Regions from separate parts of the Homo sapiens genome. Here all the other regions are linked to region 2. The links are chromatin contacts, found by Hi-C or POLR2A ChIA-PET in ENCODE. All regions are on one chromosome and are shown on one strand. Each heading gives the region's core, a stretch centred on a gene start or an enhancer-like site at or near the end of the contact. The rest is flanking DNA. Distances are from core to core; before and after follow the strand shown.

Region 1 (4,378 bases), core at 1,650-4,149, 270 kb after region 2:
AGGCATACAGCCAAGGAATAAAAATACCCACTGAGTGTACCATGTGCCCAAGCCATGATCAGCCATTCCTAGGGAGGAGGTGCCCAGCAGAACGCAGTGCTCAGCAGAAGATGGCCTGCTATTCAACAGCAGAGAAGAATCCCAAAGCTTGTTGGGTCAGTTTTGGGGGACTGCATTTTCATGAACCAGAGCTGCATCCAGCAGGTTGGGGCCTGTATGCACCCTAGCCAGGATGGAGTGGGAAGGAAGTGCGCAATTCTGACTCCACAAACACCTTTGGTAAGTAGGAGGCTATTTCTACTCATAGATACCTGGCTATTTATTTCCTCATTCAAAGTAATGTGTCCTCTGTCCTCAACCTTTTCTCTACCTATCCAGTGACTGGAGTCTCAACCCTCATCTGTTCTTATTCTGCTCTCTGAATATGAGAGGTAGATAACAACTCCAAAGAGGCTGTTATCTCTTGCTTTCCTGAACTCAGTACAAATAAGAAAACGCCCTGGGCTGGACATGATGGCTCATGCCCGTAATCCCAGCCCTTTGGGAGGCTGAGGTAAGAGGATGGCCTGAGCTCAGGAGTTCAAGACCAGCCTGGGTAACAGAGCGAGGCCCTGTCTCTACAAAAAATAAAATTCGCTGGGCGTATTTTATTCTGTACTCTCAGCTACTGGGGAGGCTGACGTGGGAGGATCCCCCAGGGAGTTCAAGCTACAGTGAGCTATGATCACACCCACCACTGCACTCCAGCCTGGGTGACAGAGTGAGACCCTGTCTTTAAAAAATAATTTAAGGCCAAGGCGGGCAGATCACCTGAGGTCAGGAGTTCAAGACCAGCCTGGCCAACATGGCGAAACCCCGTCTCTACTAAAAATACAAAAAAATTAGCTGGGCGTGGTGGCAGGCGCCCGTAATCCCAGCTACTGGGGAGGCTGAGACAGGAGAATCACTTGAACCTGGGAGGAGGAAGTTGCAGTGAGCTGAAATTGTGCCACCGCACTCCGGCCTGGGTGACAGAGCGAGACTCCGCCTCAAAAAAAAAAAAAAAAATTAGCTGGGCATGGTGTCACATGCACTTGTAGTCCCAGCTACTCGGGAGGCTGAGGCAGGAGAATCGCTTAAAGCTGGGAAGCGGAAGTTGCAGTGAGCAGAGATCGCACCACCGCATTCCAGCCTGGGGAACAGAGCAAGGCTCTGTCTCAAAAACAAACAAAACAAAACAAAACAAAAAAAACAAAAAACAAAGTACCACTATTTTGGGTCTCTCCTTGGGAAACTAAGGGGCTGGGGAGCGACCTTTGGAGGCTTGTGGGGTCCCTCTGAGATAAGCAATGAATCAGTATTTCAGATGCTAAGGGGACTTCAGGGATGGGGTGGCCTGAGCAGAGAAGAGGGAAGACCAGGGAACCAGAGTTGAGAACTGGGGTGTCTGAGAATAAAAAGGAGGGACTAATCTATGTGTCAGGATATATTTATTTGGGAACTTAAGGAGGGAAGAGAGCCAGGTAGGAGACTGACACCTCTAAGTGCAGGGGCTTTATGAGATGGTGGATTTGAGGAGGGTGTGTGGGAAGAGAGTTGTTACGGTGGGTTTCAGGGGCTGAGGGAGTTGAGGCCCTTGGGATACGTGGGGCTGAAGAAGAGGGATAAGGATAAGGAGTGGGAATGGGGCATTGGGGCTGAAGGTGAGGAGGGTGTGTTTTGGGGGTGGGGAGGAACACCAGGGACCTCAAATGTAGGACTGGGCCTTGAGGGTGAGGCACTGAGGAGGGGAGGCTGTGGAGGGCCAGGGGGCCCAGGGAGGGTCTAGGGCTGGGGACTGGAGTCTAGGCTGACCCGGTGGGGGTGCTGGGTCCTCCAGGCTGCGAAAGCCAGGGGGCCTGGGTCTGCACATTGAGGGGGTGGCTGGGCTAAGGAAGGGGAGGAAGATAAGTGGGGCTTGCAGGCTAAGAGGGTCTTGGGGTCCCTGGCCAGAGTTAGTGGGGTGCACTGGGGTCTCCAAGGAGGGGTCTGTGGACTAAAGAGGGCCGGCGGGAGGGGGCCCAGGGTCTGTGGGTGTCTCGAGTCTCTGAGGAGGGCCGGGGTCTCAGGGTCTGTGGGGGTCTCTGGCCTGTGGGGTCGGAGTCTCCAGAGTCCTTGGGGCCTGTGGGAGTCTCTGGGGTTTTGTGGGGGGATCCTGTGGGCTGAGGAGGGCTGTGGGGAGGGTCTCAGGGTCTCTGGGGAGGGCCAGTGCCTCGGGGTCTTTGGGGGTCTCTGAGGAGGGCTGGGGGCCCAGGGTCTGTGGGGGTCCCCAGCAGGTGGGGTTGGGGTCTCCGGAGTCCCTGGAGTCTGAGGGTGTCTCTGAGGTCCCAGGGGGGAGTCTATGGCCTGAGGGCTGAGGGGGAGGGTCTCCAGGGTCTCTGAGGAGGGCCGGTGTCCCGGGCAGGCGGGGTCGGGGTCTCCGGAGTTCCTGGGGTCTGAGGGTGTCTCTGGGGTCCCTGAGGGAATCTGTGGGCTGACGAGGCCTGGGGGAGGGTCTCCGAGGAGGGCCGGGGTCCCAGGGTCTGTGGGGGTCTCTGGCAGGCGGGGTCGGGGTGTCCGGAGTCCCTGGGGTCTGAGGGTGTCTCTGGGGTCCCTGAAGGAATCTGTGGGCTGAGGAGGGCTTGGGGAGGGTCTCTGAGGAGCCCCGAGGTCCCCGGCAGGCGGGGTCGAGGTCTCTGGCGTCCCTGGGGTCTGAGGGTGTCTCTGGGGTGCCGGGGAGAGTCTGTGACTTGAGGAGGGCTGGGGGCGGGTCTCGGGGTCTCTGGGGAGGGCCGCGGCCAAGGGTCTGTGCGGGTCTCCGGGTCCCCGGAGTCCCCAGGCGCAGGCGGGCCCTGGCGCCGCCCCGCCTGACATCAGTTCCTGCCGCCGCCGCCGCCGCGGCGCACAGCCCGCGGCCTCCTTCCCCGCCGGCCGCGCTCCGGAGCCTCCGGGCCGCGGTGGAGCGAGGGCCCAGGCGAGGCGAGGGCCGGGCGGCGGGCGCCGGGCCCCGCGGCCGGCACGACGGAGCCCCCGTACGGCCGGCGGCAGCGGTTGGCGGCGGCCCCCGGCCCCCGGCGCGGGAAGCGGCGGCGGGGCGGCGGCGGCGGTGGCGGTGGCGGTGGCGGCGACGGTGGCAGCGCCATGGAGCCGGGGGAGGTGAAGGACCGGATCCTGGAGAACATCTCGCTGTCGGTGAAGAAGGTGAGCGCGGCCTCCCTCCCGGCCGGGGCCCCTTCCTCGCCGCGCCCCCCACGCCCTCCGGCGGCGCTCTCCCGGGCCGGGGCCCCCCGCCCTTCCCCTCCGCGACCCGGGGGGCGACGAGCGGCCGGGAGCCCCGGGCCGGTAGAGGGGAAGCGGCGCCGCTCACGTGAGCGCCGCGGCCTCGGAGCTATTTTTAAAGAACAAAGTTGAGGTCAGCATCCTCGGAGCTTCCCCAAACCTGGCCCGGGGCCCTGCCCTCCCGGAGAGGGGTCAGCGACCCTCCGGTCCCCCACTGGGGCAGCGGCGCCCCCGGGAGCTCCTGAAGGAACCCCATGCAGCCTCCTGTGGAATCCGCTGCATCCCCGGGTCCCCCCGCCAGGCTGGCGTCGCCCAGGGTCTGGCAGTCAGGGTGGAGGCCAGTGATAAGCAACTTCACTTTCCCATGGCCTGGGTCCCGGCGACATTGCCTCTGCTCCTGGGAAGTCCCCTGAATAATCTTGCTCAAGGATGGTAGCTTTGAAGAGGTTCACTAGGGGCTTTGATTATAAGAACCTGAAGTACATGGGGATTGCATTTTGGATGCTGATCCGGGGAACCGGGTGACACCACAGACACCTTGCTGTGGGGCTTGCCGCAGTAAACATCACTGTCCCAATTCCAGGTAGAAATGAGTACATACCTGTCAAGGGCATGTATTTGTGATGAAGTTGGCATATCCGCAAAAGGGTCCGTGCTAGAAGGTAGAATCCATATTCTGACGTTTTTGGGCTGGATATAAAAATAATAATAATAAATTTAAAAGAATCCATATTCACTGAAAACCTAAATGGCCAAATCAGAATGGATTTTTCTCTCTCTCTCCCTCTCTGTGTGTGTGTTTGTGTAATTTGAATTCCTGGCTCACCAGATAGTCTCAGAAACTGAAAAAAAAAAAAAAAAAAAGAAAGAAAGAAAGAAAAAAGAGAAAGAAAATGGCTTGGGTGAGGGACTCAGCAGCTTATTTTACTTGAAGAAGCAAAATGGATAGAATTAATTAGATCAACCATCATATTTAAATAATTGTCTGTTTTCCCACTGAGATTCCTCAAAAGCAACACAGGCAAGCTATTTTACCTTTCATAAAGATAAATGTGACTTAAAAAGAAAATAGATTCTCGAATTGCCCTTACTGAAAACATTC
Region 2 (4,465 bases), core at 1,844-4,343:
CCCATGACACCTTTTGCATGGCTTCCAGATCTTGCAAGAGATAAGAAAGCCTCTGAGGCCAAATCAGGCTGTGATCCTGTGCTGCTCTCACTCCAATTGCCCCGGATGAATATTGGTGCTGCTCCTGAACTTCGATCTCTGTGCAGCATCCATCAAGGGTTTCCTGATGACTGTGGAGTGTTTGTAAGCTGGTATTTGTAAAGTGCTAAGGGAGCCCTGCATTTCATGAGCCAACTTCATCCCTGCCGTCTCCCGAATCCCTTCCTGTTTTCCCAGCATCTCCAGCTGGAGGGACCACACAGTTCTGTCAGGCTCCAGAACATCCCCAGTGCTATCTCCCCATCACCCAAGAGCTCTCCCCAACTCTTTCTCCCCTTCTTGTTTCTCCCCCTGTCCCTTTTTCAAAGTGCTGTTGTTTTTCTTACTATCACTTCACCCCTCCCCAAAAGACAGTTATACAAGGAGATGTGGGAGGAAGAGACGAAACACAAGTAATGATGACTGAGTCAGCCTGGCTCCCTTGCCACTGGAATATTGTCAGAATTGGCCGGCTCGCCCTTGCCTCTGTAAAAAGCCTTTGCCAAGGGTGTGATTTTTCCTGAAGATCATTCTTTCCACATGACCAAATGTTGTAGTGTGTCATCAGTCCAGACTGTTTCTTTCTGCCAGAATCTATGCTTGGGGCACAAAACTCGGGGTCATTCAAAAGTGATTTCCCCTAATCAAGAGGCAAGTGATATTTCCTGGAAGTTTCACCTCCATTCAGGGCTCATCAGCTTTCTCTGCTTTTCGTTCCATCACTGCTTCTTTGATTCCTGAAAAAGTGCTTTTCTTGGAGCCCAATGACCAATGACCAATGAAGAAAAAAACTTGGAGTAAAAGGCAGCCCCAGCGTCCATCTCTGGCCCAGGCCCAAGGCCTCTGAAATGGGGCCACAGTACTGGGCAGCTTGAGGTCTCACCCTGTGGTCACAGTCTCAGAGCTCTGCAAACCCCGAAAACCTGTGAGAAAAATCAACCCAAGAGGTGTTAAAAGGACTCACCCATCCGGGCAGCATTTCCCGAGCTCTGCCTGAGTTTAACAGTTGTAAGGCTCCGGCGTTCAGCAGCCCTCCTGCAAGATACTATAGGTAATGAGCAGGAATTCCACCACCCTCCCTCCTAAGAGCTGTGTCCACACAAAGCCAAATAGGTAACTGACCAGAGAGCTTACTACGCACAGGCAGTCCACATAATTCAAACCCCAACCCCAGTTTTTTCACATATATATGTAAGTTGTTTTGCAAGAAGGCAAAACCCTCACATTATCTCCTCACTGTGAAGTTTGCGCCCACGTCAAGCAGATGCAAACAATTTCATAAAACGGCAACCCAGTTTTATGCAGAACCATTGGAAATCATAAATTGGAGTAAATTGAGGCTCACTAGAGTCTTGAAAGTAATTAGCTGCTTTGTGAGGAAGACTAAGAATTCAACAAACTTAAGCATCTACAAACATCATCTGCAGACATCATCTTAAACATTTTAATCTGCATCCTGTCCCTAGTCCTTTGCATTCCTTAAATAACTATTTTACTTCTGTTGGGTCCTTCAGGGCTGCATACAGGAGATATGGAAGCCTGTCTTTTGCAAGTAGCTGGACCGAACTGCCCAAAACTAAGAGAAACTTAATTCTGAGATTTAAAACAAAAAAACCATTTTAGCTGAGCATCTTTATTGGACTCAAAAACAATTTCATAAACAAGTAAATGAGAACTTCACATTTTCTGAACCTTGAAGGTTTTTTCCTCAATTTCATTCTTTTAAAAATACCTTTTAAATTAATTCAGCAAGGTTCTTAAACACAGCAAATTGACAAATATCAACTGAGTGTCTGTTCTGTGCAAATCACTCTGTAACAGCTTGCTGGCTTTACATTCTCGAGGGCTCCCTGCCTCCAGAGCACCCTGGTTTTCGGCCCTGCACGCATCTTTTCTCTGCACCTTGGCTGGTTGGAGCAGTTTCAGTAGACAGGTCCTGATTGACCCAACATTTCAGAGAACATGCACAGAGCATAGTCCTCCTTCTAAATCAGGGATTCTCAAATTTCAGTGAGCAGAACTCCCCTGGGTGCTTGTTTACACGTAGATTCCTGGGTCCCACCCCAGAGATCAGTTTCGTCTGTCCAAATTGGAGCCTGAAAATCTGTATTATTAACCTAGGCCCCAGTGGTTCTGATGCTGGAGGTCCAGAGTTGTGCAGTTGTAAGGTGACAGCCCAGACCACAGAGATACTTATCTGAACTCTTTCCCCAGTCCTGTCCAGGAGCCGTTGGGGAGGACATCTCTCCTCTGGGGACCCCATCAAAATGGCGACATCATGATCTCCCTGTCAGTTTCCCTAAAGTACAGTCACAGGCGACAACACTGGCCCAGCAGCTATTGTGCCAAGTCATCCGTGTGATGGTGCGGGGCCTCGGGAGAGAGGACCACCAGCCCCTTCCCCTGTCCCTCACCCGCTGTCTCCAGGGGCCCTTTCAGGGGTGAAACCCAGTCCCATCTCCCTCGCAGCTGCTAGTCTGTCCTCTTCCAAGAGGCCATCGGCGCCCGCCACGGTTCACCCTAAACAGGGGTTTCTGCTCCCCAGGTCCGCCTCGGAACCCCTGCAACCCTCATTGAGAACGCCAGTGTTTAACAGCGAGTCGTTTCCATAGCAACCGACAGGGTGTCACAGACACAGGATTATGACTTCACGGCGTGGGGATTCCGGAGAAGGGGGTGGGGCGGCGCCCCCCCTCGCTTCCCCGCCCCCCGGCAAGCCCCGCTCCTCACCCAAGCCGCGGGGGAGGAGCCCTCTTCTTTCCCGCCCGGCCCCGGCCCCCAGCAGGACCCCTCCCGCTCAGCTGCTACAGTGGGCACGAAGAGGGGCATGGCTTTCGGCCGCGCTCCCCAGCCTCGCGGGGGGCAGACGACGGCGGGCGGGGCGCGCAGAGTACACTCGACCCCCGGCGGCCGGGAGCGATCACGCGCACGCCGCGCGGGCCCGGGGGCGGGGGCGGGGCGCGCGGTCCCCGCCAGGGCCCAAGTCCCACCTTCGGGGGCGGTGCCTGGCCCGGGGAGTGTCAGGAAGAGGAAGAGCGCGGCCGGCGGCGCTGCGCTGAGAGCAGGGGCCCGGCCAAGGCGAGTGCCGCGCGGGCCACCATGGCCACGGACGAGCTGGCCACCAAGCTGAGCCGGCGGCTGCAGATGGAGGGCGAGGGCGGCGGCGAGACCCCGGAGCAGCCCGGGCTGAACGGGGCAGCGGCGGCGGCGGCGGGGGCACCCGACGAGGCGGCCGAGGCGCTGGGCAGCGCGGACTGCGAGCTGAGCGCCAAGCTGCTGCGGCGCGCAGACCTCAACCAGGGCATCGGCGAGCCCCAGTCGCCCAGCCGCCGCGTCTTCAACCCCTACACCGAGTTCAAGGAGTTCTCCAGGAAGCAGATCAAGGACATGGAGAAGATGTTCAAGCAGTAAGTGCCCGCGCGACCCGGCCCCCCGCCCGCCCCGCGACCCGGTCTCGGGCCCCGAACCCCCCGATCCCCGGATCCCGCTCCGCCCCGGGAGCCTGCCGTCAGCCAAGCTTCCCCGAACCCAGACGCACCGGGGTTGGGGACCCGGCGGCCCCTTCCAGATCGAGACCCGGCATCTCACCGCGCACGTTAGTCTGGGGGACCCCCGGCCCCTGGCACGCGGCGGAGACTCGTATTTGTGCTGCCTCCGGTACACCATAGACGCGTCCACAGAGTGGGGGACCCCAGGCTTCCTTCCAGATAATCGCCAGGCCCCGCGAGCCCCACCCCCACCACCACACGTGTGGGTCCCGGGCCCTCCGCGCTGTTAGTGGGGCTTCTCCACCACCCCACACCGCACACACCGAGGCTGAGGACCCAGCGGCCTTCCTTCCCCGATCCCAGCTACTCGCGTTCCCCACCCCCACCCCAACACACGCTGGCCAAAGATACCCACCCCAGTGCCCCTCGACACCACATGCCAACCACATTCCCTCCCTTAAGGTCTTTTCGTTTCCTCTGCGATCTCAGGTCTCCCTCAAGGTGGGTTCTGGGCAGGGATCCCCCCAACTTCCTCTCCAGTTACTTAGCGTCTACCAGCAAACTGGGGGCAAAGACTTGCCCTTTCCATCCCCACCCACTCATTAGCCAGGACCCAAATCCTTCACTCACAAGTGGTCTCCTTAGGAAGGGACCCCTCGGCCCCTGTTGCCCCTCTGGTGTAAACCTCACTCCAGTCGTCCCTGTGGGCCGAGTCCCCTCCGGGTTTGGAAGGCCTCCCTCCCGCTCCTGCCCGCCCCACCCCCGTGCACCCAGCAGCTTGCAGTCACCGCTCCCCTGCTTCTGTCGCAAGGCCCCCCATCTCTCCTCCCCACTCCGTATATCCCCTTCCCTCCCCACAGGGACCCCCCATGTCCCACACCCACCCTGGTCAAAAGGGG
Region 3 (4,430 bases), core at 1,004-3,503, 260 kb before region 2:
GCTAATGCTCCCACAACTCATGTTCAGGCCACACTGGGTACTTTGTCACATACTAGTTCACCTGATCCCCGAGTTGGTCCTGGAAAATAGGTATTATTAGCATAGAAATGCTAATAATTTTTTTTTGACACATGAGGAAACTGAGGCTCAGAGAGGACAAGACATCTGCCCAGGGTCACACAACTCACAAATAGCAGAGGATTCAGAAACCAAAGACAAAGGTGATGGAATCCTGCCTTCTTTCTAAATCCGTGATGTAGGCTAGATCATGGTGCCTCTTCAGAAGTTTACAGTGGACAGTTAGCCAAAAAAGCAGGTGAAGTGAACATCTGCCTAGGTGACTGAGTTTGCAGGATGTATTAGTTTCCTCCCGCTGCTGTGACAAATTGACCCAAACTTCATGGCTTAGAACAACACAGTGAACTATCTTCTTACAGTTCTGGAGGTCAGATGTCCAAAACGGATCTGCAAATGCCTTCCCACCTTCAAATCATAAGGCAGACCCAAACTTGCCTTTTTGTGGATGCCAAGAGCTCCTTCTGGATGCTCTGGCTGACACTCCATTCCTTTCCTTTTCTAGCTCCTAGAGGCTGCCCACATTCCTTGGCTACTGACCCTTGTCCAGCAACTGTATCATTCTGATCTCTACTTCTATCACCACATCTCCCTCTCTAACTCTGACCCTCCCGCTTCCCTCTTGTAGGAACCCTTTTGACAACATTGGACCCACCAGGAAAATCAAGGATAACCTCCCCGTCCCAACATCTTTAACTTGATCCCATCTGCAAAGTCCCTTTTGCCACGTAAAGTAACCAGTTCTGGGGATCAGGTTGTGAACATCTTTGGGCAGCCATTATTCTGCCTATCACAGAAGGGGGTTCCTAGCTTAGTGATTTAGAGCAAGGGCCCTGCAAAGACCCCAGATTCAAATACTTTGTCACTTGCTAGCAGATCCAGGTACCTAACTTCTCTGAGTCTTAACAGCCTCATCTGAAAAACTAGAATAATAGAATCTTCCTTCTAGGGCTGTTTTGAAAACCAAAGAACACAATGTATGCAGTGCACGTGAAACACAGGGTTCAATAAATGGTAGGGAAGATTCAGAGAAACTAACCATGTAGAGGGAGAGGGCTGTGGAGGAGAGGAGGATAAGGAGAGGCATGCTTCCTTTGGTAGCTTCTTCAGTTTTGCCTGGGCCTCAGCTTTGCCTGAGAATTTCGTCAGTCTCTCCCCAGATCAGCCAGGGTGAGCCTGCTTAAATGGAACACTCTGAAGATGATATCCTGTGATAAACAAGACCTGCCCAGTTGAGTCTGCAGCAGAGTGGGGCGGGTCTGGGATGACCCTGGCATGGAAAAGTACAGCAGCTCTTTGTCTTCAGATTAGGAGCTGGGACAGCTGTTCTGACATGATCACCCCCCGCCCCCACCCCAGGCCTCTCCAAAGTCCATCTTGCAGAGTCAAATGAAAACCAGATTCCTGGTCTTATCTGAGAGCTACGTGACTGTTTCCTGTCACTCCTTTGGAGCCTGGGAAGGTCCCCACATGCATTGTCTAAACTTTGGGATGAATACGCACAGCTCTTAAATGGGAGCATATTATTATAGGTACCTGCCTACACAAAGGGTCCTCCCTATTCACTAAAATCATGGGTTATTATTTAGGGCTTTCATTCATCCAACAAATGTTTATTCCGCATTTGCAGGTGGCCAGGCAAGGTGAACATTCTCTCAGGGTGGAGAGTATGTGCAGACAGGAGGAATTATGCTATGGGAGGGAGAGCAGAAGCTCTGGAGTGGATCATCTTGGGTCTAGATCCTGATACTTCCCAGCTGTGTTTTCACTGGGCAAAATGACCTCACCTCCTTAAGCCTCAGCCTTCTCTTCTATAAAGTGGGCATAACAAATAACCGCCTCCTAGGTTATGAGGATTAAATGAGATGGTTCAGGGGATGTGGGTGGTAACCCCGCCCCTGGTTCATAGCAAGGATGTGAGGAATAGCAGTTGCTGTCATAGACATGGAGACTGTTTCCCCAAATGCCTTCCCACCCCCAAATCATAAGGCAGACCCAAACTTGCCTTTTTGTGGACGCCAAGGTTCTGTCGAGCTGTTAGGGTGCAAGTTAAGAAGCCAGAATGGCGGGCTGAGGGGAGAAATGCCCGCATGTTACAACTCTGCAGGTGTACACACGTGGACACCATATGTACCCATGAATTCCGCCTTTGGAAGTGAACTTGATTGCAGCCTATTTTCGTCTGGAGGCGGTGGATTCCCGGTAGGAGGCGCCTTCAGTCCTCGGCTCGATCCTGTGACGCCAGCCAGCTGCCTATCGGCTTCTCAGTGTTTGAACTTCAAAGGGCTGGACGCTCACCCAAGAAGGGGACCCCGGCCTGACCTCTCTCGGAATTCAAAAAAATCTAAGGCTCAGAGAGGGAATGGGAGCTGGCTCTTCCCTCTGTGTTTAGCATCCACGTTTTTTGGCGGTCTGGCTGAAACCAGCCCACCCTAGTTCGGGCGCCAGAGCAACGCAGTTCCGAGGGCAGATCTCCAAGGGGCGGAGGCAGAGCCGCGGGTGAGAGGCTTCCGCGCCGACTTCGGGTTTGCACTCCCCGGAGCCAGAACTCCGTGGCGGCTCCGGGCCTCCGTGGATCCGAGCAGAGACTGGCTGCCCGCCTGCCACTCGCAGGCTGGGAAAACGCCAGCCGGTGCCTCGCCGGGAAAGTTCTCGGCAAAGCTGGGGATGAGCCCTCAGCAGGGCAGGCTCCCGGTGCAGCGCGCCCCCATCCATTGCCCGCGCGCAAGAACCCGGAATGGGCCCCACCTGGGCCGGGACTCGGGCGTGCGATCCCGAGGGCGCCCTGGGGACCACGCATCGGGTGGGGACCCTGGCCGAGGGCGTGAGCTGACTCAGTTTTTAAAAACTCGCTTCCTCCTTCCCTACTTGTGCCGGTCACTCACCTCGCTGGGAACCAGCCCAGGGCAGAAGGGGGAGAGGGAGGCGGTGGCCTCCCCAGGAAGGAGGAGAGGTGAGTATCCCGCCAGGTAAAGGCGGGGCGGCTGGCGGAGCTGTGCCTCGGCGTCTGCGCCTGGTGTGGGAGGAAAGCGGGTCTCCCAGCTCCACTTAAACCCCTAAAACCTGGGACTTCTAGCTTGAGACATTCCCCGACCACCACCCGTCACACACACGCGCGTGCGCGCACACACGCATGCACACCGATTCTCTGGGCCCTAGGGAGGAGGGGGGATCAGGGCTCTATTTTCTCCCGACCCCCTCTTATCCAACTCGGCTGGCAAGGGTTGGGGAGAACTTAGGCCCAGCCCCCGGCACACGCTCAGCGCGCTCCAGCGGCATACGCTGGGGAGTGGGTGCCCGCCTCGCTCAGCTGCGATCCCTCGCCTCGGGCCCGGGGGTGGTGCCGAGGGCCGGGAGGGAGGGTCGGCCGGTGGGCGGTGCTTCTCCGGGCTGGAGGCCGCTCCTGGCCGGCACCGCCCTCCGCCTCCCGCGGTCCCTCCCTCCCGCACGCCGGCGCTCCCAGGCCGCGCTTCCTGCGTCCCCAACCCGGTCCCTGAGAGGGCAGTGCGCCCTCTCCACCACTGCGTTCCCTCGGCTAAGAATCCCCCGAACCCCAGCCCCGCGATCGCGGCGCCCACCGAGGAGGCCGCCCGGGTGGGGCGCGGGGGTCGCGAAGCCCGCAGTCCCGGACCGCCCAGCCGAGACGGAGCCGGACCCGCCGCCTCCCGGGTGAGTCTCAGCCGCCGCGCCTTGCGCCCGCTGCTTCCCGCGGCGCGCTGTCGGTTCCCCACAGGGCCGTGTAAGGGGGCCGAGGCCCGTTTGGGTCTCCTGTCCGTCCGTCTGTCCGCCGAGCGCTTCCCGCCTGGGGTCGACCACCGGGAGGACTCCGCACCCCGCACCCTCTGCGGCCGCGCCCCGCCGGCGCGGGACGCTCCCGCCTCCCGGGCACCGCGCCTGGCCAGCTGGCCTCGGCTGGGGAAGGCAGCTGGCCTTGGGGGCCCCCTGTTGGCGGGAACAGGTGCTATCCGCCCGGCGGGCTTCGAACCCTTGGCTTCGCCAGAAGCGCTTTCAGCGCGTGGTTAGGAGCAGAACTTCCCAGTAGGTCCCAGGAAACCACCTTGGCGCTTTGCTCGCGCATCCCTTACTGTATGGAAGTCGGGGCCTTTTAGGGATTTAGATTCGTGTGTGTGTATGTGTGTGTGTCGCTCTACAAGCAAACACGGGGGTAAAGAATCGGGCATGAGCAAAGTGGATTGAAACTCGAGTCCTTCCCTGAGCGCGTCGGTTTCTTCATCTGTGAAACTGACATGACAACGTCCCAGGGTGCGGCGGGGCATTCATGCCCAGCACCCAGCAAGCACTCAGCGGTAAGTTACGTTACCGGGCCTAGGGGAGAGCAGAGTACAAATCAGATC

Evidence for each region. A loop is a pair of places that touch in the nucleus more often than their neighbours do. ChIA-PET counts read pairs that join two places held with the same protein, here RNA polymerase II (POLR2A). Pooled maps may share reads with other maps.
Region 1: a loop to region 2 is called in a pooled map, with 9 times the contacts of the local background. The contact joins the promoter of PLEKHM2 here to the promoter of EFHD2 in region 2. A Hi-C loop is called at or near these places in 8 of 37 single-sample maps with no recorded cell type and 8 of 50 pooled maps. POLR2A ChIA-PET finds 5 or more read pairs at or near these places in 3 of 52 experiments (A673, OCI-LY7 and activated naive CD4-positive, alpha-beta T cell).
Region 3: a map of mammary epithelial cell shows a loop between it and region 2 (2.7-fold over the local background). The contact joins the promoter of TMEM51-AS1 here to the promoter of EFHD2 in region 2. A Hi-C loop is called at or near these places in 6 of 168 maps with a recorded cell type or tissue (PC-9, aorta, ascending aorta and 3 more), 8 of 37 single-sample maps with no recorded cell type and 12 of 50 pooled maps. POLR2A ChIA-PET finds 5 or more read pairs at or near these places in 2 of 52 experiments (BJ and GM12878).

The regions. Positions count from the first base shown.
Region 1 is chr1:15,681,421-15,685,798 of GRCh38, forward strand. PLEKHM2 (pleckstrin homology and RUN domain containing M2) reads left to right here and starts at 2,900. Exons shown (of 20, transcript NM_015164.4): 1 at 2,900-3,198. The coding sequence starts at 3,139. RefSeq lists silencers at 2,754-2,833, 2,924-3,003, 3,524-3,593 and an enhancer at 3,824-3,883.
Region 2 is chr1:15,406,795-15,411,259 of GRCh38, forward strand. EFHD2 (EF-hand domain family member D2) reads left to right here and starts at 3,094. Exons shown (of 4, transcript NM_024329.6): 1 at 3,094-3,485. The coding sequence starts at 3,178. It overlaps EFHD2-AS1 (EFHD2 antisense RNA 1), which reads right to left. Exons shown (of 4, transcript NR_183705.1): 2 at 1,043-1,113. RefSeq lists a silencer at 2,742-3,341 and an enhancer at 2,854-3,716.
Region 3 is chr1:15,150,211-15,154,640 of GRCh38, forward strand. It overlaps TMEM51-AS1 (TMEM51 antisense RNA 1), which reads right to left and starts at 2,254. Exons shown (of 5, transcript NR_027136.1): 1 at 2,081-2,254. TMEM51 (transmembrane protein 51) reads left to right here and starts at 3,537. Exons shown (of 4, transcript NM_001136218.2): 1 at 3,537-3,744. RefSeq lists silencers at 3,360-3,629, 3,690-3,739, 3,830-4,009 and enhancers at 3,719-4,380, 4,160-4,249, 4,381-4,430.